2 separate regions of the Homo sapiens genome follow, and region 1 is linked to region 2. Evidence: chromatin loops called from intact Hi-C (ENCODE). Cell type or tissue: tibial artery. All regions are shown on one strand.

The links. Peaks named below come from ENCODE experiments on the same cell type or tissue, not always from the same donor. Only the 100,000 strongest peaks of a DNase experiment are listed, where the experiment ranks them.
Region 1: a loop joins it to region 2, with 2.8 times the contacts of the local background. A loop is called at or near these places in 2 of 110 quality-filtered maps.

The regions. Positions count from the first base shown.
Region 1 is chr11:18,708,025-18,710,524 of GRCh38, forward strand. IGSF22 (immunoglobulin superfamily member 22) reads right to left here. Exons shown (of 23, transcript NM_173588.4): 17 at 2,303-2,431; 18 at 1,363-1,659; 19 at 183-271. All of the region lies in intron 2 of IGSF22-AS1 (IGSF22 antisense RNA 1), which reads left to right. Among named protein-coding and RNA genes, the nearest start is that of IGSF22-AS1, 2.8 kb to the left of the region's middle. In tibial artery, no CTCF peak of the experiment used is centred here; a DNase peak (open chromatin) is centred at 1,477.
Region 2 is chr11:18,114,154-18,116,653 of GRCh38, forward strand. It overlaps the pseudogene SAA3P. Among named protein-coding and RNA genes, the nearest start is that of SAAL1, 9.3 kb to the left of the region's middle. In tibial artery, a CTCF peak has its summit at 1,545 (motif pointing right); a DNase peak (open chromatin) is centred at 1,524; H3K27me3 peaks cover 796 bases.

The DNA of each region.
Region 1 (2,500 bases), 590 kb after region 2:
GGTCACACAGATGATATTTGGGGGCAGGCCTTCCTCCATTGTCGAGGAGTTTCCTGCCAGGCTGTCGCACTAGGGGTCTGGTGAGGGGCAGAGTCAGAGTCAGAGTCAGAGACTGTGATGGCTACAATAGCCATCTTGGTTATGTGGACAGTGTATGGAGGTCAGGGTCAGGGACAACTCACAGAGAAGGCTGCATGGATGCAGAGGGCTGTCCCAGCGCGAACCACCATGTGACTCTTCAGCCGGGCACTGAGGTCAAACTTGGGTGCAGCTGAGATGGAGGAGACAGAGGTGGAGGCATGGATCTGTCTTTCAAGAAGACTCTGCTTTAAGCCTCCTCATCAAAGCCTTCCCAACCTCTCCTCCTTTATGCCCCCACTACAGGCCATACAGACATCTAGCTGCCCTGCAACCCTGTGAAGCATTTATTTGTTTTCTCATCTGTCTCCTTCTACTAGTACGCAAGACCCTGGAAGGCAAGTCCTTGTGTCTTGTTTCTATAACCCTAACACCTCCTTTTGAAATTGCCATTGCAACAATTATAACAGCGAGAAAATTATGACAGTGAACGAGATCTGATCTAACCAACCCCCATCTTGCCTTTACCCTCCAAACTGCCCTTAATCATTCCTGGTTTCAGACCAAGCTAATGTTGGGAGAGACATTTAGTTTATAGCTTAGATGATAACAGTCTTCCCCCAAACTAAATCACCTTTGCGAAGCTAATGAAAGGCCACCAGGTTAGGAGGATGTGAGGAGCCTGAATTCTGCTAAGGTGTAGACATAAAAGATTACCAGCCATTATTCCAGAGATCACAAGATTTGCAACTCCCCAGCTGCTCCTGCAAATAACATCACTATTGTAGAGCCTAAGATTGGTGGTTGAGATGTCTTTTCAGGTTTTTGCATTTCTGACGACTGATGGCTCCACCTGGACCTGCTCTCCCTCCACCCCACAAGTCCTGAGGCCCCAGTCAGAAGCAGGCTCCCTGGACTTTGAATTTTCGGGGAATTGATTTGGGTAATAACTCTGTCTCCCATACAGCATGGCTGGCCTTGTGTCCATTAAACTCTTTGTTGCAATGCTGTGGTCTCAGTGAACTGGTTTTGCGTGTACAATGCGCAAGAAGAACCCATTGGGTGGTTACACCTTGACACACAGTAGATGCTATTTGGCACACAATGATTGATTTAGTAGGGGTGCCCCTGAAGTTACCCCTAACTTTGTCCAGGCACAACAACTATGGATGACTTTTTCATGATCCTAGCATCATCCAATTTTCCTGTGGGATGAGGCCCCAGAGGAGAAGGTTTGGAGGTACAATGTTGGGCATGAATCCCCAGCCCTCTCTGTGTCCTCACCTGGTGGTGGCATGGCACGGACCCCCTTGTCTAGCTCCACAGGCTCCCCAACCCCAGCCTCATTCACAGCCCGGATTCGGAAGAAGTATTTCTGCCTCTCGATGAGTCCTCCCACTGTGTAGCAGGTGCCTGAGATGGGGATCTTTGTGCACTTGGACCACTCCTTTGTGTCTTCAGCCCTCATCTCAAGGATGTAGCCAGAGGGTGGGTCTCCCTCTGCAGGCTCCCGCCAGGCCAGGGAAATGCTGGAGTTGGAGGAATCAGATACATGCAGGTCCTGGACCAGGCCTGGGGGTTCTGGGGTAGAACAGACATGTAGTCAGCCCCTCCAACTCATCTCCACTCAATGCCTTGCTCACTTCCCACACTCAATACTCCTGAACCCCATCCTTCACTACTTCTAGCTCCAGATCCCTCAGTTAACACCCTTAGTACCTAGCCTTATACACTCAACCTCCAAATTCAAATTCAGTTATCTTACTGTTTTAACACTTTCATCCTTAAACTCAATACCCCTTAAATTCAACATACCCCACATATTCAAAGCTTCTGTATTCAAAACCCCAGCCTTTAACCCAACCATCTCCACCACATCCACTTCCAGGCAGTACCTTCACCTTGCTTCCTAAATGCAACACCCTCCAACCATCTACCTCACACCCTTACTCAACCCTCAGCATGCCTCTCCTACCTCACCTAACTAGAAATACACGAAATTTAAAAAACGTTTTTGCACCCCACCTCCTCACTGTCCCTGACTCTCAATCTTTATTTGCTGGCTTTCTCTTGTGTGTGAATCTTGTCCCTCTATGAGGCTGGCAGTTTCCAGAGTGTAGAGACTGTGATACCTCGTGTCATACTTTCCCGGGGAAGAAATTCTTTCTCTACTTTGAATGGGCTAATTCCATTATGTGTCAGGACCTGGCAGCCGCATACTCACTAACAGGATCCTTGGCCACTACTGAGCTGGATGGCACACTGGGCTGTCCAGGGCCTGCCTTATTTACAGCTATAACTCGGAATTCATATTCTGTGTCCTCCAGGAGACCATCCACAGTGCACTTGGTGCCTGAAATGGGAAGATGAGGGGTCGTGAGGCCAGAGGCATCCATGGGGTGAGAACAAGAGTGAGAGACAT
Region 2 (2,500 bases):
GAAAAGGGGGAACTCAAATATAGAGTTATAATCATGGTTTATATAATTTCTCTATTAGATAACTCATCTTCATTTTATGCATTTATTACTCCTGGTGTTAAATTGATTGCTTTTATTGAGAGTTTATGACATTTTTACTCTACTTATTCCTCTGAGTTACTGACTTAAATGGCTCCTTGATGTTCAGATTGGCTTAATAAGTACTTCCAAAATTCCTGGCACATTTTATCACTTTCAGCAGCAAAACAAGAGGTAGTGGTTCTCAACCTTTGCTGTGCATAAAAATCTACCGAGGTGCTTAGCAAAGGCAAGATTTCTAGGCTCTGTCCCAAGAGACTGTGGCTGCTGGGGGCAGGGGGTAGGGTATGGACCCGGGAATCTTCATTTCATTTCACAAAGCATCCCAGAATCCAGGTGATTCTCACGCAAGTGGTCCCAGAACAACCCTTTGAAAAATATTAACCTAAGGAATGAAAGATATTTGTAGTTGAGTGTGTGAACATGTAAATAGGATTAAAAGCAAATCCTTAAAACCATTTTTCAGAGACTCAGAAAAATAATAATACCTGAAATTTAAAATACTGCATTCTGAAAACAAAATTTTGCCACTTTATTATGGCTAGTGGGGTATATTTCTCCCTCTCTCTCTCTCTCTGTCTCTCTAGATGGAGTCTTGCTCTGTCTCCTAGGCTGGAGTGCAGTGGTGTGATCACAGCTCACTGCAACCTCTGCCTCCTGAGTTCAAGCAATTCTTCTCCCTCAGCCTCCCGAGAGGCTGGGATTATAGGCGCATGCCACCACACCCGGCTAATTTCTGTATTTTTAGTAGAGACAGGATTTCGCCATGTTGGCCAGGCTGGTCTCGAACTCTTGACCTCAGGTGATCTGCCCACCTCAGCCTCCCAAAGTGCTGGGATTACAGGTGTGAGCCACTGTGCCCAGCCCTCGGGGTATATTTCTCTTGCTAGCAGTTTCCTGGCCATATATAAGCCCCAGTAGAACCACCATCAAGGTAATTCACTGTAGGTTTTACTGGGATAAGTGGAGCTAGACTTACCTTCCAAAGGCACCACATCCTATTTGCCATTTCTTAGATAAAGGATGAGCTATGTGTTCACAAATCCGAAACTCTTGTTTTGAAAGCAGCAGAGTACCTTGATTAAGAGCAAGTTCTGCAGAGCAAGACTGCCTGGGTTAATCCTGCTCTGCTTTGGAACTTCTTTACGTATCTTGGGGTTTGTGTGTGTGTGTGTGTGTGTGTGTGTGTTAGTGTGTGTGTGTGTGTGTGTGTGTTAGCTTCTCTGTTAAGGGATAATGCTGCTTGCATCATAGGACTAAATGATGGAAACCAATTCATTAGTACATTTAAACAGTGCCTAGTACGTATTAAAATCTCAGCTAAGCTTGGTTGTTTTTATGGGGACGGTTGGCTCCGTTCAGCTTCCCCATGGACTCGCCTCACACTTTTGATCCACCTGCTTCCTGGCTTCCCAGGAGACATAGACATGAACTGTCCCAGATTTCCCACTAGGGGGCAGTAGAGCCCCACCGGTATTATGGGAACATGCACCCCTCAACTCCACATCTCTCTCATGGTCCTGCTGAAAAGAGGCAGCTCACACCTTATGCGACCTCGGCTGGAGGATCCTCATAGAAGAGTGTCAAAGCTGTCCAGAAAAGCATGAGGAACCACGCTTATGAAAAACCATGCCCCTTCTCTATCCATCTGTGGCATCACTAGCACCTTTGCCCAGTGGGGATGTGGCCTCTGCTCAGCTGCATCCTGGGGGCAGCCAGAAGCAGCCTCCTGCCCCCTATCCTGTGGACCTCACCTTGGCCAGCTGCCTTGAGGAATGTTAACCATCCTTGGCTGCTGACACCCAGGACCAGGGAGCAGAAAATGATGCCAGTGGAGAGCTTCATCCTGCTGCAGGGCCAAGGAAACACAACCAAGGATAATACACATTCTGTTTCAAGTTTTTATTTTTTGTAATGTTAGTCCATTCTTTCATTCCAAGAAAAAAACCCACTCGGTTTTACACACGCACACACACACACACACACACACACACAGGTGTATGTGTATAGATAAAAGATAGAAGGTCAGAGGGTCTACGTCTCCATTTCCATTTGTCTCATTGGAATCCCAGTATCTGACAGAAGAGGAGCAGTGACCCAGGATAAAGCAAATAGACAAAAGTCACACCATGTTTGAGAATCATTATTTTAGATTAGAGCCTGCCAAAATTAGGAATTATGCCTCTTTCTGGGTTCTGAGCATATTTTAGGCACAGTAAAATGAAAGTTATAAGGCAGATAGCTGTCAGAGGATTTCCCTGTCCCTTTGGTTCTTATCTAAGGCAATGCTAAGCAACATTTGAATATTCCCTACACAACTTCCATTCCTTGGAAAAGGTGGGATTCCCTGTGGTCAGTGTAGTATCTGAGCTGGCGTGGCTCACTTGGTCCCAGGAGTAGACAGTAGAAGAGGGGGAAGAGG